Regions from separate parts of the Homo sapiens genome. Here all the other regions are linked to region 1. A link is a loop called in an ENCODE intact Hi-C map of the cell type or tissue named here. Cell type or tissue: endothelial cell of umbilical vein. All regions are shown on one strand. Region 1 has its middle 340 kb from the start of GBE1. Region 2 has its middle 310 kb from the start of LINC02027. Region 3 overlaps GBE1 (1,4-alpha-glucan branching enzyme 1).

What was found. A loop is a pair of places that touch in the nucleus more often than their neighbours do. Peaks named below come from ENCODE experiments on the same cell type or tissue, not always from the same donor. Only the 100,000 strongest peaks of a DNase experiment are listed, where the experiment ranks them.
Region 2: a loop joins it to region 1, with 5 times the contacts of the local background. A loop is called at or near these places in 3 of 110 quality-filtered maps.
Region 3: it touches region 1 in a loop (3-fold over the local background); 5 of 110 quality-filtered maps call a loop at or near these places.

The regions. Positions count from the first base shown.
Region 1 is chr3:81,421,505-81,429,504 of GRCh38, forward strand. No RefSeq gene overlaps it. Among named protein-coding and RNA genes, the nearest start is that of GBE1, 340 kb to the right of the region's middle. In endothelial cell of umbilical vein, no CTCF peak of the experiment used is centred here; a DNase peak (open chromatin) is centred at 4,177; H3K27ac peaks cover 2,228 bases.
Region 2 is chr3:81,299,014-81,307,013 of GRCh38, forward strand. No RefSeq gene overlaps it. Among named protein-coding and RNA genes, the nearest start is that of LINC02027, 310 kb to the left of the region's middle. In endothelial cell of umbilical vein, a CTCF peak has its summit at 3,144 (motif pointing right); a DNase peak (open chromatin) is centred at 3,178.
Region 3 is chr3:81,481,930-81,489,929 of GRCh38, forward strand. GBE1 (1,4-alpha-glucan branching enzyme 1) reads right to left here. Exons shown (of 16, transcript NM_000158.4): 16 at 7,774-8,000. Among named protein-coding and RNA genes, the nearest start is that of GBE1, 280 kb to the right of the region's middle. In endothelial cell of umbilical vein, no CTCF peak of the experiment used is centred here; a DNase peak (open chromatin) is centred at 3,722; H3K27ac peaks cover 472 bases.

The sequences.
Region 1 (8,000 bases):
TCCACTCATGCCTGAAGCCAGTCCTGCATTTTGTCTTTACGTTTACGTGAGCTAATAATTTTCTATTTCCCCAAAACTAGCTTGTATATGATTTTATTAGGAACCAAAGTAGGCTTGACAAATACAGAATCAAACCCTACTATCTGACTCATGCTTTTCAATGAAATCTCATTCTTCATGGTTGCAAAGGGCAGAATTCACAAATAGAAGAAAAGAAAAAAACGAATTGTCTTTAAACAATTAATATAGATGTATTAGTCCACTCTCACACTGCTATAAAGAACTGCCTGAGACTGGGTAATTTATAAAGGAAAGAGGTTTAATTGACTCACAGTTCCACATGGCTGGGAAGCCTCAGGAAACTTAAAATCATGGAAGAGGAAGAAAATATGTCCCTCTTCACATGATGGCGAGAAGAAGTGCTGAGCAAAAGGGGAGAAGCCCTGTATAAAACCATCAGATCTCATGAGAACTCACTATCACAAGAACATCACCATGGGGTTAACCACCCATATGATTCAATTGTCTCCACCTGGTCCCTCCCTCAACACCTGGGGATTATGGGAACTACAATTCAAGATGAGATTTGAGTGGGGACAGAGCCAAACCATATCAATAGATGTGTAGAGGAAACCTTAATATATTGATGTCTGGATGGAATCACATACATAGAAGCAGCACACATTTCCACAGATCACATACAGAGATGATTGTGTTCAAAATGTTATGGGCATACAGTGATTGACAGAATAAAGTTTTTGGACATCTTGATAAACTTAAAGAAAAAGTAGATTAAAACTTAAAACATAAAATATCAAAGAGATTTATCTTTTGCAACATAAGATTAGAGTCCCACCTAACAGCTCTTCAAGTGAAAAATACAGAGAAGTTTTAGATTACAGCAGAGATGTTCAGAATAATTAATGTGACTTAAGTGAAGTATACATTAATAACATTTTGACTTTTTTTCCTCGGTTTCCTTGCTCTGTAATGTGCTAAACTCCAGGTACCAAAATATTCATAAATTTAATCTTTGCAGAAAAGTATAATTGAAAGATTATATTAAGCATACTTAGGTAAAAACTGGCTAGAAAAAGAAATACCTCTGGGAAAAGTAAAAAGGAGACACGGGCCAGAGACCTGAACCAAACTTCTTGACCTATCAATTCCAAGACACTGTCTTGGATACATTGCCTCATATCTCTAAGTCTCAGCTTCCTCATCCCTAAAATTGGATTGATATAATAGATAATTGTGTGCTGTCTCCCCGGCAGACTTTCCTAGAAACTATCCACCAACCATATAAGATCTGCAACACTCCAACTACACTTGGTTGTTGCGGGTAAAGAAACATGATCCTGATTCGTATATCAGGCCCTTCACTGAAATTCGTGAACCAGAGAGGGCAGAGGGTCTTCAATAGTCAAAGCTGGAAGATGACATCTAAGAAGCTGCTCTTGATGATAGTTATTACCAAACAAAGAAAGGACACCCGCAATAAGAAAGATGCTGATAGAGAGATACAGTTAAGAAATAGTGAGTCATGTTCTGATATTCAAGTCTTTGTGAGCCCATCTGCAATACCTGTTACTTGGTTTTCCAACCTTTCCTAGGCAGCACTCTTCCTTTCCTTCATCTTATAAGTTGGTATCTATCACGTTCTACCAAGAAAATTCCTAATCAGATTATCGAATTTCACATAAGTTTTTTTTAGAAATAAAATATGAATGTAACAAGACTTTAAAAACTGTAAAATACTACCCAAATATAAGACAGTGTTACTGTGGTTATTATCTCTAACTAACTCCAAATGTTGGAGGGACTGTCACATTAAAAAAAAAGTATTTCTTATTATTAGCAGTTTCAAATGGCAACATCAGGGAAAATGGTTTGGTGAAATTTAAAGGAAAGAGGATTTAAGCTCTGTGTAAGAAAGGAAGTTTTAAAAACTGGAGTTTTCTAGTTTTTTAGTGTTCAATTTTAAGATTGTATGGCACTAGGTCTCCATGATTCGTTCCAAAGGCTGAATTCCTTCTAATTTACAAAAATATTTCTTCAGCTTTATTTTTCTTTAGACAAAAAGCCACCTTTTCAAGTTCTATATCACCTTTGTTTTAATATAGAAGTGCACACAGCATACATTATTGATAGATGCACATACATACATATTACATACATTTTAATTTACTCTAAATTTATTTATCTAATATACATATATAGTTTCTAAACCAGTGTTTCTTAAAATGGTAAAATCAATGATTGATTGCTTTTTTTTTTTTTTTCCAGCAACTACTTCCCCTTCTTGAGGCAAGAGCAAACAATCATGATTTGAGGGGATCATCCAACCCTATTCTTTGGCCATGTTTTGCAGGTGAAGGTGAATCCTGGGCTGGAATTGTTCAGGTATAGAGGATACAACCTCCATTAAGCCCATTTATGTACTGAATTTCCTGCTGATAGAAATTGCTACAGAGACAGACACAAAACCTAAACTAGACCAATTAATGCAAATTCAGAAAGTTGCTCTGGACCAATTAAAGGGGCCATCAGGAACTTTGCTGGGAATTCTGGGACCAAGATTCATTTTCTCCTGTTGTAACCATTTGGCCTTGAGATCTACAGGCAGCTTTTATGTGACCATTGGGGAAACAATGGCAGAGTAAGGGCTAATATCTTAGAAATGCAGTAAAGAAATGAACCCAACTGGGTCCTTGGTGACCAGGTTGAGTCACTAGATTAAACCTAATGTCAATCCTGACAAAGGTAACGCTTATATTCCCATTATGTGTTTAAGATAGTTTGAGTTTAGTTGTCTTTAACTTGTAACTGAAAGCATCCTAAATAATGCAAGTGAGCAGATTAAAGGACAGGATTGCTCCACTCATTTGTTTGTTTTATTTTAGACATGGGATCTCACTATGGTGCCCAGGCTGGAGTGCAATGATTATTCACAGGTGTGATGATAACACACTGTAGCCTTGAGCACCTGGCCTCAAGTGATCCTTCCACCTCAGCCTGCCTAGTAGCTTGGAAAACAGGCAAGTGCCACCATGCTCAGCTCATAAAGTTCCACTACTATATTTTTTCAACCTTTACATATCTGTGCACTCACACATTTTACTCTAGTGACAACATTCACAAAATCCACCATAGCAAGGGGTGAGATGGAAAATTTTTTTAAATAAATATTTAAAAGTTTACGTAAAATATTTACTGACCTGTCCATGAACTATGAATTGCCTGCTAAACTGACTGAAGAAAATTCTGAAAAGTCTGAAACTCTAGGTAAAATTATGTAATACATAACATTTGGCTTCAGAACCGTGTTCATCCCCTATCACTCTCAATCAACATCCTCCCCTCCAAAAAAGACATATACAGAGTATTTATCTTTGCCCATCAGTAGCCAGCACATGTTAGGAATACTTTATGAAATCCGACATTTTTTTTCTCTGCAAGATCTTCATCTGGAAAAGCACTGGAGTGGGGAAGGATTTTTATTTTCTAATTCCCAGAGTTATCTACACTCTGAGAGTAGATGCCTATGTATACTGATAGAAGATACACTCCTGTAACAAAAGTTTATAAGGACAATTGTAACAGAATATAGTACAAACTACTGTAGTAGATCTGAATCTCACAGACCACCAACTCAGGTATAAAATTTTTTTTAAAAAAAAAAAGGAACTTTCTTTTTCCATCACTTAGTTTAATTTCTACCTTCATTCCTCATTCTGTCCCATGACAAAAAACTGACTATATTTTTGCTTACTCTCTGCCTTCTAAAATTATCTTCCAGGAGCAGGGGAGAGGAGGTTGTAGATGCTGAAACTAATTTTTAAAATATTTCCAGGAGGCCGGGTGTGGTGGCTCATGCCTGTAATCCCAGCACTTCGGGAGGCTGAGGTGGGTGGATCACCAGAGGTCAGGAGTTCAGGACCAGCTTAACCAACATAGCGAAACTCCGTCTCTACTAAAAATACAAAAGTTACCTGGGTGCTAATTGAGTGCTAATTGAGAATTCTCAGTTAATCTTATTGGTACATCTAACTGAAGCTTTGTCTTAACCTAACATTCTATTTAAAGCCTCACTTTACCAAAATAGTAGGGGAGTTTGGATAGACTTGGAAGGACAATGCTCAGGAAAGTGAGTAATGCCTGAAATCTCCAACATCAGTGATTAGAAGACAGGAAACAGAAAATCCGCTGTATGCTAATGGATGATTCAGAAAAGGGGACAGAAAGGAAGGAATGGTTTTCAAAGAGAATGTCTGAAGACCTTAATTTGCATATAGTTTCCAGAAAACAGGTTTGATAAAGCAAGAATAGAAGATAATGAGCTGGGACATTTTCTCCTCTCCTGCAAGTCTGTGCAACCTCATCAAGATCAAACATAACCTGGCCTGGCTAGAAGTCAATTGGTAAAATAAATTATCAAAAATATAATTAAGTAAGCAGAGAGGCCTGGGCAAGCTTCTTGGACTTTCTCATATCAAAGCTGTAAAAATGGAGCTTTTTGGGGTCATTCCATCAAAATCACTAACAAAGCCTACATCTGGCTTGACTCTGAGCAAAGATCACTCCTCGGAATCAATTAGGGTAATTACAAACTAATGGTGCACAAGGGCACATCTGTGGTTAATTGAGTAACACAAGTTAATCAACCTTTCTGAGTAACAAGTATGTAGAAAATCAAAATCCCTGGTGTCCATTTGTGCTTTCTCTTAAGCCCTGCTACTTAAAATCTGGTCTGGATCTTTTATGGATATGAAAGAGAAAATGTTTGAAGGAGGAGAATGAACAAGACAGGATGATTTTTCTGGCATAAGAGGCCATTAGAGGGGTCCACTTCCTATCACCACTAAACATTTTCTGTCTCAGAAGACTGTCTTTGTGCTCTAGTAAGACAGCAAAACAAAATTAATCAATCAAAAGCAGCTAATCTAGAAAGTATATTGGTCAGTAAGCTAAATATGAGTTTTGATCCAAAACCCTAGCTCTTGGAAGTTTTTACAAGTATGCTAATTTATTATCACTCCCCTGCTGAAGATACATTCTAAAAACTAAGTTTAAAAAATAATACTTAAACGTTAACTTAGGTGAGCACTCCCTTTTGTTTCCAGGATATTTCAGGAGGCATGGTCCATAGAGTTCTTGCTAATGTAAGAGAGCAGAAAATGCAACTCATGATGGAATCCAGCCATCTCCAAACATGACATTTCAGAGTCACTCTCCAATGTGTCTGATTTCCTTGAGGACAGCTTTGTTACAGAAATAATAGCCAAAAACTATTTCTACTGGCCATGGGGGAGGGAAGCTAAGAGCTAATTACGAGTTTGGGTTAAACCATCAAAGTGTATAGATTTTTACCCAGCAACACAATTTCTAACCTAAACTACTTGGGGAGTGAGCTCCTGGTGCCTATGGAAAGTCCACCTTCTAATTGTTATTTAAAGCACTGGGCAAATAAGCCAGAACTATTTTAAAGAACCCAAACAGCTCACATCCTTCACCTGCTGGGTATGCTGCTAACAAATTGGCATTAGCACACACCTTCCTCTGAATGGAAGAGAACAAAGAAAAAGAACAAATGAGATATAAAACAGAAAACAAAAATGCCCTAGGGTTGTTCTGAACTCCGACAGCTCAGCCTAGGTGAATGGTGCTTCATCAGCACAGTGGGAAGTTCCCAAACACACAGGTCCCATGCCCTAGAAAATGCCTCTGATGTGGCTCTCTAATCAAATTAAACAAGAATTTTAAAGAGAGGATGAAAAAAAAAAGTGGCATGTCTTTGTAGGAAGAATATTACTTGCCCTGCCCGCTCTGGAATCAGCACTCTGGCACCACATAACTGTTTGGAGTGTTCTCTTCCAGCAAAGCAGGACTGGAATTATTTACGATTTCATCGTGTCACATAACATGAGGCTACGATGCATAATAATCCACAAAAAGACACCTCAGGTGACACAGATGGTAGCACCAATTGTTTAAGAAAAAAATCCTGATCACAAGCTTTGCATTAAAACTGCTCTGAAAAATGAAATCATCATAAGAAGAAAATAGAACTTTGATTGAATAATAATTCTAAGTAAATGTCAATTTTCCCCATATCCAGATTCATCCTTGCCATTAAAGATGGCTTCTGAATAAAATAAGAAGGAGATCCTTTCTTGTTTCACATGCATAGAGATTAAGCACTGTATGGTCTTTTAAGAATCAAGACTTCCTGCAGGGTATAGAAGGGGTCATATTTTAGAAAATCGGGGTACATGTATATGCAGCTTATAAACATGCCATCATACTCTTCATATATGCACTGTTTCTAAGTGTTCAGTCTCTCAGATATGTGGGAAACAGAGGCCAACAAGCTAATACAGAAACAGGGATGAGAAGATGCTGACTTCAGCTTAAGGATATTTTCTCATTTTTTTCATGGCCTACATGTAAGGGTTAGCATACATAAAAATAACAGATACATAGAGCATTTGAACAACCTTTTCTGAAATGTTGATGGTTGCAATCTCATGCTGAGAATGTCATTTGTATAACCTTAATATTTAAGATGTCTCTGCCACTCTTTAGTTTCGTGCCCTTTATATTCAACAATACACAGATGACAGTGAAAATATCAAATACAGCTGTCATGTTTGATACATAATAACCCTGGGTCCTTCTAAACCCTGGGTTCAGATGGATATAACCTTGCGTTCACTGCTACAGGCTTCCTGGGCAGGTCTTATCTCTGGGTCTGGCCCTGCCCTTTGCAAACCCATCGTAGCCTCTCTGTTATTCTTTTTCTGTCTGTCTGCTTCTAGAGAGCTAAGCCAAAGTTTTCTCTTTTGTGAGTTTTTTTAGGTTTTGTTGCCTGCCGTTCCCAGTCTGCCCCCTCTCTCATACTATCCATAAGCTATTTCAGCATCTTGCTGTCTTCCCTCCCTCGTGCGTGACTTGCCTTGTGAAGCTCACTTACAGCTCTACATTCTCCACACAAGTTGACAGTCTGAGCTGTAGGGTTTCATTTTTAGTGAGCGTTGTGGTACTTGATGTCCCTTTGATGTAAATAGAGCCCTGAAGTTTCTGGGGGAAAAATGGAGCCTTGTGAGTAATGGTAGAAGGCTTAAAGGAGATTAATGAACTAGTCCCACCCAGGAATTCTTCCCCAAATGTACCCAGAGTGAAAAGTTGGCATCCATGACCTGTTCAATTGATTCATTTTTCACCACGTTGAAGGGCAGTCTTGGAAAGGGGAATAATGCTTAATAACCCCAATGGATTTCCAAGCTATTTTTGTACCCCCAAGCACAGCCAGGGCCTCTTTTCTCACCTATTGCCATCAATAATTATTTGTCAGAAAGCTTACAAGGCAGCAGAATGTCCCATGTACAGACAGCTTTCATTTCTGCATCTCAAAATAATATCTTTAGTATTGTGAGTGGTCATCATGGTGTAAGGTGGGACTGTTATTTCAGTCTTCTTCCACATGAAGTCTCTCTCCTATATGTCTCTGGTGTGTATGGCTGGCTCCATACTCCCACTGAGTTATCATGTATGAAAATGGTTCCCGAGAGCTTTAAAGATATCCATAATTTTTTTAGCTGAAAGGGCTTTCCCCAGAGGCTAAATTTATAATCTAATAACATCATTTTTCATCTCCCTAAACAGGCTTTCAGAAAAAGATGTTTCTGAAGCCAAATCTGCAAGTTATGCATACTTCCACACCATTAGTAAAGGAGAATGGCTCTAACACAACTCCTGAGTTGTCATCTACAAGGCCATGTCCTCATGTACTAGCTTTGACTCATAATGAATTATACTCACATCCATATCTATTTAGTAGCACCACAATTCTGGCTTGCTAATAACTGGAAATATGTCAATGCAGAGTTCTGAGAGATCTATACAGACTATTCATATTATTCCTTGCATTTCTCTCCTATCAAGCGGATAGTGTTTTTACAGCAGGGAAAAACAACAAATGACTCTGGAACAGTAATTTA
Region 2 (8,000 bases), 120 kb before region 1:
GAGCATAACACCACAAAAGCTAAATGAATTATGTATTTTAAAGGTGAAAAATTAATCATTGTGGTTTAAAAAATTATGAATTCTCAGAACCCATTATGTGTAGTTTCATTGTCTAGATAGTGCATTGTAATTTCAATGAGATTGGCTTCAATAGAGGGGTGTGGTAGAGGTCACAATACACAACAGAGGTGTCAATAAAGATTGACACGGAAGCCAAAAATTGCAAAAGGAATAGAAGGTGACTTGAAAATTTGACTGTGAAAAGGAGACAATAGATAAGGCAATAGGGCAGGGTGGCATGGAAGATGAGGAAGGTTTTTCAGACACGATGCTATGTTTGTGTCTTCATGGCCATACGCTTGCCTTTGCTTCCTCATGACTTTTTTTTTCTTTTTTTCGGACTCTTGTTCTATTGCCCAGGCTAGAGTGCAGTGGTGCAATCTCAGCTCACTGCAACCTACGACTCCCTGGTTCAAGTGATTCTCATGCCTCAGCCTCCCGAGTAGCTGGGATTACAGGTGCCTGCCACCACGCCCAGCTAATTTTTTTTTGTATTTTTAGTAGAGACAGGATTTTGCCATATTGGCCAAGCTGGTCTCAAATTACTGACCTCAGGTAATCTGTCTGCCTAGGCCTCCCAAAGTGCTGGGATAACAAGCGTGAGCCAGACATTTTTTCTTGGAGTAGCAATATCAAATTACTAGGACATGACTCTCCTCTCCCATGTTTCTTTTGCTTTCAACTTTGGTTCCAGATCTCAACAGCCTCTGAAACCAATGTTACTGCTCTAGTAGATTTTTGTAATGCCTGCCCCTTCCATTGTTATTTCCTAGGTTGCCACATGTATCACAGTTTTTGTCACTTCTATACCACCCAGACTTCTTGATACTCACTGATATTTCTCTTCTGCCTTCTTTGCTACTGCCACCACTGTCATTAAGAGGTTTTTTAGCAGTCTTTTAGTACCCTCCTCCAACACGCAAAAAAATACAGATAGGCTCTTGAGTTTGTTATAGAAATTCTATTTTGGAACTTGTAATGGTTGATTAATTATGAAGTTTTATACTTAAAATTACCGGTGCTACAAAATGTGAACCTGAAGTCCAGCATAAAATTTCAACATCTCAACATTCTTCTACCTTGTGGTAACTTTTCTTGCTCTATGAAGAAATGTACCTGACCAAATCCAGGCTCACTTACAGGAACCATTGGCCTCATCCTCACCTACCAGTTTCTAAATGCTCTTAACCTTTCCTCCCAAGATCACAAGTGTGCCTGTTGATACTTAATTGTGTCCAAGGAAGGCACAGAAATTCGGTATCATCATTCCTAACTAACCACCACACAGTCATTTATCCTCTTGCAGATGAAAAACATATTGTTGACATCCTCCCCCAAGTTAACTGCCCCCTCAAATGAACCTTGGAAACGTGCTTTAAAGGAAACCAAGAGTAAACATCACTTGAAAAAGAGCAGTGTGAAATGTGCAGCATGTTTCTCAACATCTCATCATAGCAAAGAGTAATCATCAAAGGGAAACCAGTCAAGGTTAAAAGCAGCACTGAAAACTGATTCATTTGGTAAACAAGAATAGGTGTAATTATCACAAAAGCAAACTTTGCTAAGGGGATAACTGTCAGAGCTCTTGCAGTAAAAGGTCTCTTTACCATTTTAATCCGACAGGCTGAGAGTTCCCTAGTGAAAACAATTCTCAATAAAATCACAAATGTAGCTCCAGCATTCTTTTAAACGGTCGTGTCAGCCACGGCTACCAAAACAAGCTTAACATTTACAGTTCGAATGACACTCGTAGATTGGCTGATAACACAGATTATGAAAAATCCTTTAGCACTATGTTTTTATGTATTGGTCAATACTCTATCAGCAGCCACACTGTGAAAAGTTGTGTTTATTTGCTTACTGAAAGTCAGATGGGCCTGACCCTTGAAAGAAACCAAAATCAAATTTCAGTGTGGGATATAATCATGTATCCAGAACCTTTAAAAACAGGAGTGAACTTTCAGGGGACTCCAGGTGACTCTTGGCTCTATTCTGTAAAGGAACCCTTATGGCATTTTTGAATCACTACTGTAATATTTCTCATGGGTTTTCAAGCAAAACCCTCATTTGGAAAAGATGGTAATTGAATTCAAGAAAGGAGAAGTAACTTGTTCTAGGTCACACAAAATAATAATAAGCCTGACTCAAACCCTGGACTTTTGACACTCAGGCCACTGCTCTTTTTATTATTCTAGGATATCTTGCTATCTGTTGGAACTTGATGTGATGAAAGTCATATCCTAGCTCAGCACTATTCAATATGATATCCACAGGCCACATGTGGTCCCTGGGCAGTGGAAATGTTGTTAATGTGATTGAATTAAAATGGAAAATTTAATTGTTTTTAATCTTAATTAATTTACATTTGAGTTGCCATGCCTAAATCTAGATAGTAGCTACCACATTAGACAGTGCAGTAGGAGTATGCAGTAGTCAGCCTACTCAGTGTCCCGGCTATCTGTCTCTCCCTGTTCCCAGTTAAGCTGACACAGGAATGGAGAGGATATGAGATTTGACTGTTGACTCTTTGAAACAGTGGCAATGACTTGTGTTTCCCTTTATTTCATATAGATTCCAACACCTGGCTTTATACGAAGTAGGCACAAAACAAAAATCTGTTGATGCTATGTATATATTTGCTTTAACAAATGCCATGGGTAGAAAAGAGCACAGCTTAGAAATTGCTTCCCAGCCGGGCGCAGTGGCTCACGCCTGTAATCCCAGCACTTTGGGAGGCCAAAGTGGGCGGATTACCTGAGGTCAGGAATTCAAGATCAGCCTGGCCAACATGGTGAAATCCTGTCTCTACTAAAAACACAAAAATTTGCCGGGGATGGTGGCAGTTGCCTGTAATCCCAGCTACTCAGGAGGCTGAGGCAGGAGAATTTCTTGAACCCGGGAGGCAGAGGTTGCAATGAGCTGAGATCATGCCACTGCACCCCAGCCTTGGCTGCAGAGCAAGACTCCATCTCAAAAAAAAAAAAAAAAAAAAAAAAAAGAAAAGAGAAGAGAAAAGAAAAGAGAAGAGAAAAAGAAAAAGAAATTACTTTCCTAAAATTGTCCTACTTGTGCCTTCCAGCAGAGGGCACCCATACACAGTTGTATGATCTGGACACAATTCCCATGTAATACAACTGTCAGTGGTGTTCACCGCCTCCACTGCCCACATGGTGAAAACATGTCCCCTCTTTATAATAAGCCATTTATCTCTGTCTAGAGAAGAAACTTGGCAAGGTCAGTTCACTTTTTTGAAATGAAAAAAAAATAATGGACAGCATTATTGATTTGACTTTCCAGATGGCTATTTAAATGGTAAGTGTAAGCTCTCCATTATTAAAAACAGAAAGAAAACTGACAGGAAAGTTAAAACCAGACTACAACCACAGACTGGCCTTTAATTATCACTTGCTTTTATTGTAAATTTTTTTTTCATATTTCTTATGTAGCTCTCCCCTGAAGTCCCCTCAAAAACAAATGGAATCAGCTGTTGCTGCAGTGTAACCATGTTTTCCTGTTTATTTTATTTTTGTTTGTTAGTTTGATTTGTTTCCAGAAAAGCAGAGCCATTGATGCCATATGTTATCAAATAAATACCCTTTTTCCAGGGGAGGTCTTTTTATTTTCTTATTTTTTTAAATAAGTAAATTCTTAAAGATTTAAGGAAATAGATGGCTTAGAACAACTACCATCAGTCAAAAACTCTTGTTAAATAAATCTCAAGGGAGCTACTTTACAAATCCTTGCAATGCATGTCAAATTCCATCGACTTCTTAAGAGGCCAAAAGGTCCTTTGACAGGGGCTCAGAATGGTTTCATCTCCTTAAGCTGTCCTCTTTGAAGCAAACAGTTTTGATGCTCTGAAAACCAACATTTATATCTATTGCTCCAGTCCCCAAGGATCATAATTTATTTGAACTGAAGAATCAATGATGTTACCTACGTGGTTTATTTAAAGACAATTTTGTTGTTTCTATGTAACCTTAGTGCTGTCTCAGGAATTCTTTTAACTCAAATGATGATTTTACTTCATATATTTAGCTTTCTGTCTGTTCTGATATTCTAAATTCAAGAAAAGTGGCTAATTGTTAATTGGAATTTGTCCCTAACAACTGAACCTTATGCTGTATGCCATCGGTAACGGCCTTTGAGGAACGTTATTAAAACCAAGGTAACGTATGCCCATACACGAGGGCTAAGGGAAATGCATGGCGATTGTAAATATTTATAATAGGCCTAATCTGGTGGTACTGAGCAATCATTCAATTAATAAATCATGAATGGAAAAATATACCTGTGTAAATATTGTCTTCTGTATTTAAAGGCTACGCTTTTGCTTGTTGCAATAGCAGTGAGTTTCACAATGTTGCATTTGGAGATGATCTTAAATCACAGTGGCAATTACTGAGACTTTTAGAGTCTGTAGTCAGCAGTACCATAATTTTCATTTAATAGGCTTAAGAATTGGCCTGTCATCCATCCTTCAGAGCCTTCAACTGAATGATATAAGCCCAAGATACTACCCTTTAGATCTCAGGAACAGCCATGAAGAGAATATATATATACCAAGATTTGGGGGATTCTAAGATTATACTTAACACAATTTCTAAAAAAGGGCTAACCCTACCGAGCTTTCCAAATCCCCAAGGCCCAATTATATTTCTTTGCTTCAGCATCACTTTTCAGATGTTTTCCCCACTGCTGGTGAACACAGATAACATTGGGGTCACTGGTGATGAGAATTTTTGAAAAACAGGTAATTAAATATTAAGCTACTTGTAACTTATTAGTGATCACAATCATCATTTTCTGAAAATGTTAGTATTGTTCACAAAATCATGTAATCTTAGAGTTGAAAAGTCTTCAGGTGTAAAATAGTCTAAAGTATTTGCTGCAGTTTAATCTTTCTTCCATATTTAAGTTCTTCAACTATTTTAAAAGAGCCACCATACCTGCCCCTAGAATTTTCTCTCCTCCAAGCTAAATATCCCTGGTTTCTTTCTACTGTTTTAAATATGTGGTTCCCCTACCCTCAACCTCCATCCAACCTCAGTCACCTTTCAAATCTAATAGGCCTTCAGATGTATTAGATTTTAAAAACAGGCACATAACACCTGAATCATAATAAGCTTACAGTCACATTGGAATCTTGAGTCTTTTTGCATGTGCTTCACACAAGAAGCTATAGCTTCTAGAATCTCATTTTGATTAGATTTTTTGAACTAAGAGCAGTTTTTCATAGTTCTCATTACAAAATACAGATTATCTGTTGTTTCAAATGCTTTTATCTTTTTGTCTCTTAATTTGAGTCAATGATGTCAGAAGAATATTTAAGGTATGTGTATCTAAAGCAACAAAAACATGTTCATAGTAAGACATTATGAGAGAAAAGGGAAAAAAATAGACCAAATACTTTTATTTACTCTTCTCTGTAGGTTAGTAGAGATTTATGGATTCCAGTAAATACAGTTATGTAGTCAGAAGCTCTTTTACATAAAGATATATTCAAGCTGAAGTTTTCACTGACTGTAAAAACATTGAAGAATGATTTTAATACATTTAAAGTCTTACTTAGCATAACTAAAGTTTTATTTTTAGGAAAATGTAAAACTAATTACTTTTAGTAAGAGTATTGGTTAAAAAAACCTGGAAAATTAATTTAGTTTACAATGAGATCCAACAAGTAGTTTTGAGACCTATGATTTTTCTACTGTATTAAAAATCACTAACAACCATTATAATTTATTATAATATTTTAGAGAATTTTTCACAAGTTATCAAATTTTTAAAAAGCTTTTAAGAATTTACATGTATGTATATACCACAAAGATTGTGTCTAATCAAAATGATTACATATTTAAAGTCATTCATGTTCATTAAAGTAATCAATATTTTAAGAAATCTAAGCGGCCGGACGCGGTGGCTCACGCCTGTAATCCCAGCATTTTGAAAGGCCGAGGCAGGCAGATCAAAAGGGCAAGAGATTGAGACCATCCTGGCTAACACGGTGAAACCCCGTCTCTACTAAAAAATACAAAAAAAAAAAAAATTAGCCGGGCGTGGTGGCGGGCGCCTGTAGTCCCAGCTACTCGGGAGGCTGAGGCAGGAGAATGGCGTGAACCCGGGAGGCGGAGCTTGCAGTGAGCGGAGATCGCGCCACTGAACTCCAGCCTGGGCGACAGAGCGAGACTCCGTCTCAAAAAAAAAAAAAGAAAAAAAAAAGAAATCTAAGCATACAAACACAGTATTTGTCAATTTAATATTAGAAAAAACATATAACTATTTTAACTAGTACACATTTTTAATAAAACTGAAGAAAATGTTCTGATGAGAAAGAACATTAAAATAATGCTTACGGTTGAATTTGTTTTGTAAATATCTCAAAATCAGAAGATTTTGAACTTAATTTTGTTAAATATCATTTTACGAATTAATATCTAAAGATATCTCTTAAGCTAAAAATCCAAGGTTATTTTATTCCTTGAATGCATGTTTCACTCTACTATTTGTCACTAGAAACTTTCATCATAGTTCATTGATTTACTTATCCCTAACTCAAAATTGTGCTAGATGCTGACATGTCACTAAACTTTCAATGGATAACTGTCTTTAATTCCCCAATGGAAACGTGATCTATGAGGAATAGATTCAAAGTTTGCAAATTAACATATGTTTTTGGGGAATGTGTGGTGTTTTGTCAAACAGCAATACTTCCTTTGAAAACCCAGTGATAGTTGCTCTTCCTTCTCGTTTCAAATCTGCTCTATTCAAGTTTATATAATTTATGCAATGCTATTTGCAATATCCAGCTGCCTTGTAGTTCTATATATTTAAGCAATATAAGGAAATTTTCAGCAGCATTTTTACTTTTAGAAGTGCTACATTGCACATAAAGGCCTCATGTTTCAAAGTATTATAAATCACTAAACAGTCCTCCTATTTGGGTTGCGTTTGGAGGCAAATAATATTTTTAATGCATAAGCTATTTTCAGATACTATATTTTGTATTGATTAAATTGGAAAATAATCAGGCTTAAGCAAAATAATTCCTTCTAATCATTTTAAGTGATGTGGTAAAACATTTCACATGAGCTGGAAGTTCATTCTGAAGCAAAAGAAAGGTTAGCAAACCATCTAGTCAGTTTTACATACAAGTATAGAAAAAGACAGTCATACAAAACCATGCAGGTAGAAACAAACATAATTTGTTCTCTCTCTTCTGGGGCTTACCAGCTTACACCATATTGCTAACAAATTATATAAAATTGCAATCAGGTATGTTTTCCAGCTTCTCACCTATCCATAGGATCATAATAATTATTGCAATTTTTAAGCGTAGAATTGCAAAGACTACCTCAGGGGATCATACAGTTGTACAGCATCAATCAATAATTTGTAAGCATGTACATAAACTATTTTTTTAAATCAATATTTAGAAATTTATGAATCATATAGTAAGCCAAAAGGACAATATTACACAAGCTACAAATTTTTAACTACAGATATTGTATCAATTCTACTTGTGTAGGATTTTCCAAGGATTAGTGTAGTCTTTAAATATGGTCAACATATAACATTGAGATTCAGCCTGAAACCCCTCAAAACTTCAACCTACATGGTATCTTTCTAGACACAGATGTATGTCTGAACCTTAACACCTAGAACCCAGTGTCACAATGCTATATACCTAGTTCTTATCACCCAAATGTCTAATTCTCCTCATTTGGTTTACTGGCAGAAAATAAGTCTATCCCTAAATTAAGTAATAAATTTGTCTAGATCATTCTTATTTCAGATTGCAAAACAGTGTATTATTCTATTTTGAAAAATATACTTGTGTGTGTGTATGTGTGTGTGTGTGTGTCTGTGTGTGTGTGTAATTAGAACCTATTCTGGTTTTGGTTCTTGGGACTCCTGATAATTTTACTTTCTGTATTTTCCAT
Region 3 (8,000 bases), 60 kb after region 1:
TGCGTTGAGGCTCCTGATCCCAGTGTCTTTCAGCCCTGGTTTGTTTCCCTGGGACATCGGATGTAATTTGTTTTAACACTATATTTCTCCAGTAAAGGAGAACTATCTATTCAGGTATCTGTTTTTATTTTTCACACACACACACACACACACACACACACACACACACACGACTCTACATCTGATTTGGATTTCACTAGTTTTTCCACAATGTCTCCTTTTTGATCCTGAATCACATCTAGGATACCACATTACATTTAGTTGTCATGCCTCCTTAGCCCCCTCTGGACTGTCTAGGACAGTTTCTCAGACTTCCTTGTCTGGCATTTCCTTGTCTGGTCATGTATTCTGCAGAATATTCCTGTGATAGTTACTCTTACGTGTCAACTTGGATAGGCTATCATGCCCAGTTATTTAACCACATCCCAATCTAGGCGTTGTTGTGAAGGCTGACACCAACAATGTTGTGGCTAACATCAACGATGAATTGGCATTAAGTAAAAGATATTACCCTCGGTAGTGTGGTTGGGGCCTCATCGAATCAACTCACCAGCTTTATTAAGCTGCAATTAATAAATAAATGAAAATTGTATATATATTTATGATGTGCAATGCGATGTTTTGATACATGTATACATTGTGAGATGATTAAATCAAGCAAATTAACATATCCCTCATCTCACAAACTTACCATTTTCTTGTGGTGAGGACATTTAAGATCTACTGTTTTAGCAATTTTCAAGTATATAATAACTTGATATTAACTATAGTTACTATGCTATACAACAGATCTCCAAAACTTATTCCTTCTAACTGAAACTTTGTACACTTTGACCAACTTCTCCCCGCCCCGCAACCATTGCCCCAGTCCCCAGAAACTACCATTTTACTCTGCTTCTATGAGTTCAACCTTTTTAGATCCCACATATAAGTGAGAACATGTAGTACTATTTGCCTTTTGGTGTCTGACTTATAATTTTGTTTCTTTTTAAATGAGTGGAATGGGGACTTTAAGTTGAGAAATAAAGATAAGATAGAAGCATCATGCTCAAAAACTTTTTAAGAAATGATGAGGATAAAGGAGAAATATAAACAATAATTCCTAGTTCTCCTTATGGCAGAGACAATAAAGAAAATGATAATGACTTGCTGAGGAGTCAAACGACAGTATACAGTCATCATGAGGCAAAATACCCAACAAGGAAATGAGGGAGAGTGCGAGAGCAGGGGCCAAAAATGGCGAAATAAATGCAGATAGAGGATCACCCCTGGCATGAGCTCTCACTCTTTGGGGCAGTCCTCCAAACTCATGCCTCATATCTTACAGCAAAGTGGGGCATCCCATCCTCCCAAGTGGCTTCAAGTGCCACCCTGTCCTCCAACATAGACATTCAGATTCAATTAAAGGCAAGCAAGCAAAATAATACAACAGAGAGAGCCAACTTTTGATCCCTGATTTAGAGATTTCTGGTGATCCTTTGTGTAACTAGCATAAAAGACAGCTGAGAACAGTGAGATCAGCACAGACTAGACAAAAGGGGTGCAATAATAATAATTTTGCAGTTTGAGAATAAAAATGTGCTCAGCACAGGACACAGTAAAAAGAAAAGGCTTAATACATGGTAGCCAATATAGTATGTCTTTTAAAAAATAGGGGTTTCAGTAAAGAATTAGGTATTGTACTGCTTTTTCTACATAGAAAAGTCCCACTGAGTGATGCCCACTTACCATAAGAAAGAACAAGAGGGAATAGAGAGTGACTGTGTGTTTGTATGTGTGTAATATCATATGATCAGTTGTAATCAATAATTGACAGCGTGGCTTGGGGTGTGTGTGCAATTTCATTGCACACAGTATTTTTCATGTATATTACTGGAGTCGATGGAAAGTGACACTACAAACAGTTAAAAAAGAATCCTTATTGGACATAAATAAAGAAGGGATAAAGTTATTTCATCTCCTCCTCCTTCCTTTCTAAAGGAAAAATAGAAGACTCATAGCTAAATAGTGTGAGGTGAGAAATTCCTAAAGATTTGAAACATATGTATTGCATTTCATTGCACAGATCTAGAACATTCTTTAAATCCAAATAAAATCATGTGTTTGGGTTTGATGCTTGTATGTAACCAGAAAAATACCTAAAATTGAGAACAAGTATCACATACAGAGATCAAGTGATTCACTGGTTCAAGCCAAATATTAGAATTAGTGAACTTTGTGTGTTTTCAGTTGACTTACAAATTATATATGTGTTTTTTCACACATTCATATGTTATAATATGTATATGTTGGATGAGTTTATTCACACATTTACAGCTTTCTATTTCCTGTATTACCTTAGACAAGTATGCATAAAGAATTTGAACACTTACTTCATTTAATTCATATTCTTGTGTGGCAAAGTAATTTGGTGTGATAGCATTTTTGTCGATTTTCTGTTTTGTATTTCCTTACTGTTACTACCAGACAGCTGTTGAAATTTCAGGCCAATGGTTGATATCCCTCCCCCATCTTCAAGAAATTAACATCTAGTTGTATAAACATTTATTAATAACAATGTGTGTTCTTGAGAGTACAGACTTTCATAACAAAAAAAGATGAACCAAACTGTTTCTACCTATGAGCTCTCTTTTGCAATTCTTGCTTCCTCTGTCAATTATTCCTTCTGCCTGTAGTCTACCTAGGTTGCGAGTAGGAGGGGAAGAGGGAACGAAATAGAGAACCTCAACACTTGGTTGCTATGATGGGATCTAAGGCTATTTCAGTTTGTATACAGTTTACATTGCCCTCTTGGTTACCATAGAGATATTGTTAAATGTCATTCACAAGGTTGGGCTATATTAGTGCAAAGCCTGGAGTAGCTGAACACTAAGGGGGCATTACATCGACCGTAGGGGAAAGGAATTCACTGGGACATCCGTATGTTCCAAGAGGAAACATAAGCAATGAGGCACTGAGCATGAAGAGCTGCAACTTGAGCCCACCTCTCCTGACCACTATATCATACTATTCTTTTAAAATACAGTTCAGGTTTCTGGGTAAAACAGTTTACACAGCATATATAAGGGCCAAACACCTCTCTCTGGTCCAGCAGAAATGACAAGAAAAACTGTAAGTCATAAGTAAGCTTCTGAAAGACATGTTGTTAGCATAAGCATATCTAACACAAAATACATTTTTTTAATGTACATAAACATTGCTTTCTCTGCACAGTTTTTGCCAAGAGTTAAAATCCAGATGTAACACTTTATGGAGACAAAAACACTTACAGCTACTGTATTATAATTCCTCACACTACCAATTAAGAAATTCTGCCCTGAAGTATGAACGTTTCTCTGAAATTCTCTACAAATCACCATTAATAAGATAATAGGGCAGAAAAATTAGCAGGGAGTTCATTTGATTTTTTTCCCCCCTAAAGGCTGGCTTTAGTTAGAAAATTTATCTACATTTCTATTCTAACACATTGTGAATGATAAATGAACTCTACTGCTTAAAGGACATGACATTGCTATGCTATTTTCTTTCATCAGAATATTCTACCTAGCTCAGTGCTTGTCCCCTTGTAAGGAATAGAGAGGGAAATGAAACTCACTACTCTGAAGACCTCAAGTTTAGGGCATGACTCAAAATAGTAAAAAGAAATAGTCTGAGAGGCACAAGGCCAGCCAGAAAGCTGATTCACTGTTTTGGACTCTATCAGGTCTGTCTGTTCCAGCTCATTCTACATAGGAAAAGCAATAAGGAAGCAATTTTACATTGCTTTCATCACCAGATTCAATGGCTTCACGACCAGAGACAGAAAAGATACTTTTCCAGAAACTGAAAGCTGAATGCGAGAGGGAAACACATGGCCTTTCATCGCTTCCCCCACGATCTGTCTGCACTCGCTTCCACTCTCTTCTGTATTATTTGAAGAACAGGCTTCTTATTCAGACAACCTCCTGTATGATCCCCATAGCAATGGCTATAACCCTGATGGGTGACAAATGTTGAATTGGTATTGCTAAGGGGAGTGCTTCAGTCAGAGAAAGAAAAAAAAACTTGCATTCTTTTACAGCTGTTACAAGAAAAGTCAATTTATTATCACTGGTTAGTTTTTGAACTTGAGGAACATGGTGGCTAACTCCCTCATTTTAGGTTAGAGATACACACGTCAGCTAAGAACAGGGCAAAGTGAGAAACATTACATTTATAGAAAAGAGAATATGAGAAAAGTTGACCCTCAGAGTTCAAGTGGTATAAAGTGGGAAACATTCTAGGAGAAATGTTTACAATTCAGTTTTTGGCTATTATGAGCTATGGTATTTTCTGAGTAGGCTATTTATTAAATGAAAACCTTATGCATCACTAGCATTAGGTGTAAATCCTATTATGCATAATAGGGCAACTACTAGAACTCGTTTGCTAATATTAGAAAATGATAGCAAGAAATCTGTACTCATGTTTTCTAGAACATAAAAAATTGAAACAGCAAAATATTTATTTTTAAAAAGTCAACAAAGACAGGTCATTCATTTCTGATGTTGGTAATAAACACGTCAGAGAAAAAACATTGTAAGGCACATTACAAGAGTAAAATTTTGCAATTCTCTTGATTATTGCAACTCTTTTTATTTTATTTTATTTTATTATTATTATACTTTAAGTTTTAGGGTACATGTGCACAATGTGCAGGTTAGTTACATATGTATACATGTGCCATGCTGGTGTGCTGCACCCATTAACTCATCATTTAGCATTAGGTATATCTCCTAATGCTATCCCTCCCCCCTCCCCCCACCCCACAACAGTCCCCAGAGTGTGATGTTCCCCTTCCTGTGTCCATGTGTTCTCACTGTTGAATTCCCACCTATGAGTGGAACATGCAGTGTTTGGTTTTTTGTCCTTGCAATAGTTTACTTAGAATGATGATTTCCAATTTCATCCATGTCCCTACAAAGGACATGAACTCATCTTTTATGGCTGCATAGTATTCCATGGTGTATATGTGCCACATTTTCTTAATCCAGTCTATCATTGTTGGACATTTGGGTTGGTTCCAAGTCTTTGCTATTGTGAATAGTGCTGCAATAAACATACGTGTGCATATGTCTTTATAGCAGCATGATTTATAGTCCTTTGGGTATATACCCAGTAATGGGATGGCTGGGTCAAATGGTATTTCTAGTTCTAAATCCCTGAGGAATCACCACACTGACTTTCACAATGGTTGAACTAGTTACAGTCCCACCAACAGTGTAAAAGTGTTCCTATTTCTCCACATCCTCTCCAGCACCTGTTGTTTCCTTTTTAATGATTGCCCTTCTAACTGGTGTGAGATGGTATCTCATTGTGGTTTTGATTTGCATTTCTCTGATGGCCAGTGATGGTGAGCATTTTTTCATGTGTTTTTTTGGCTGCATAAATGTCTTCTTTTGAGAAGTGTCTGTTCATGTTCTTTGCCCACTTTTTGATGGGGTTGTTTTTTTCTTGTAAATTTGTTTGAGTTCATTGTAAATTCTGGATATTAGCCCTTTGTCAGATGAGTAGGTTGCAAAAATTTCTCCCATTTTGTAGGTTGCCTGTTCACTCTGATGGCAGTTTCTTTTGCTGTGCAGAAGCTCTTTGGTTAAATTAGATCCCATTTGTCAATTTTGGCTTTTGTTGCCATTGCTTTTGGTGTTTTAGACAAGAAGTCCTTGCCCATGCCTATGTCCTGAATGGTAATGCCTAGGTTTTCTTCTAGGGCTTTTATGGTTTTAGGTCTAACGTTTAAGTCTTTAATCCATCTTGAATTAATTTTTGTATAAGGTGTAAGGAAGGGATCCAGTTTCAGCTTTCTACATATGGCTAGCCAGTTTTCCCAGCACCATTTATTAAATAGGGAATCCTTTCCCCATTGCTTGTTTTTCTCAGGTTTGTCAAAGATCAGATAGTTGTAGATATGCAGCATTATTTCTGAGGGCTCTGTTCTGTTCCATTGATCTATATCTCTGTTTTGGTACCAGTACCATGCTGTTTTGGTTACTGTAGCCTTGTAGTATAGTTTGAAGTCAGGTAGCATGATGCCTCCAGCTTTGTTCTTTTGGCTTAGGATTGACTTGGCGATGCGGGCTCTTTTTTGGTTCCATATGAACTTTAAAGTAGTTTTTTCCAATTCTGTGAAGAAAGTCATTGGTAGCTTGATGGGGATGGCATTGAATCTATAAATTACCTTGTGAACTCCCATTCACAATTGCTTCAAAGAGAATAAAATACCTAGGAATCCAACTTACAAGGGATGTGAAGGACCTCTTCAAGGAGAACCTCTTCAAGGAGAACTACAAGCCACTGCTCAATGAAATAAAAGAGGATACAAAGAAATGGAAGAACATTCCATGCTCATGGGTAGGAAGAATCAATATCGTGAAAATGGCCATACTCTCTGTTTTGATTATTGAAAACATTTAGCCAATAAAGAACTTCCTAGAAGATGACATAACAATGAGAATGTTACTGATACATAAATGAAAAGTCCTACAGTAAAAAATATTAGAATATTAGAATGTTCCATAAAGGTCCTCTATTCTGTGATATAACCCAACTGCTTTCCATTTTGGACTCTTAATATTTTATTTGTTTGTATGGGTTTTTGTAATTCCTACCTAGCAACATGCATTTATTGCTCTTCTGGGTGGGGGAGAAGGGCACTTGACAGGGGCAATTAACTTACATTACATTGTTAAATCCTAACTTTAGACTGTGAAATCTAAAGAACCTATTAGCAAAATCAATCAATATAATGAAAATATGGCATATAATTAGTCCGTTCTTCCTCACTTTGCCAGAGGTCAAAATGAAAAGTAAATGTGTTCCAGGTGTTAAATAATTTATTATAATTTAAAAACTATACCTAATAAACAGTATATCTCTTCATATAGAACACATGCAAAATTAAGGAACTATAAACTACAACATGAAATATCATGCTTCATGATTCTGCGTTGTGTTTTAATCAATAACTCTCACAGTACACAGACCATGTGAGTGCTAAGATATTAATAATGTCCATGCAATGGGAAAACCATTACAGATGACTTTCAGTAATTTTCCCCAGCATGTATCATTATCAGCTGGCACTGCTGATTCTTTCAGGAAATCAAACTACTATTCTGTTTAGAAGTTAAAGTAAATAACACCTTTCACACTTAGATGCTCATGGCTTTATTTTAAAACAGTTTAAGGATGATGTTTAATATACAGTACAGGCTTGGCTGTAAAAATGTTTCTATTGCTTATCTCTCCTACTGAGTTTTTAATGAAAGAACTCATTTCTAATTAACTGCAAATAATCAGGCTAAAAACAAAAAACAAGCAGTCAGTATTAATATTAGGGAAAAATTTGTTCTTTTTAAAAAAGTAACAGATACTTTATGTCCCATAAGTGCATTATAATCTCTCAGTTATGAATCAATTATCTTAGACCTGTGACCTGGTATTTAATTAACCAAGGGGCAAATTCATGAAGAAGTATTCTACTGAGTGGAGATACTTAGTTTAGCTTCTAAAAGTGTTCAGGTTTACAACGAAGGAGTAGCTTAGATATCAAAATTGGTTAGTGTGATTTCAAGTTACAAAATTGTGCCTAAAAAAAATATTAATCTCCATGCTTCCTAGTCCATCATGTAGATGTGAATGTATGTGGAGAAGGTATTAGAGTTAAGAAGGTATTAGAAGGTATAAGAATACAATAATATTCATTTATAATCAAGCCCTATAATAGTATAGCAAAATAAACATTAGCAAAGGCAATTTTACAAAAGCTTTTTATTGATTGAAATGAAAGACATTTTCTGAAATGCTACAATTACCATTTCAGGGCTTCAGAAAGACTGAGATACTGGCATTTAACAAGATACTTAGTGGACAAGAGATCACAAAATAAAACACAAAATGAGACACGGATGAGTTCATACGTAATGGCTTTTATATTACCTTGGATATAATTCTTTATATCACTACTGCATATTTATTACAGT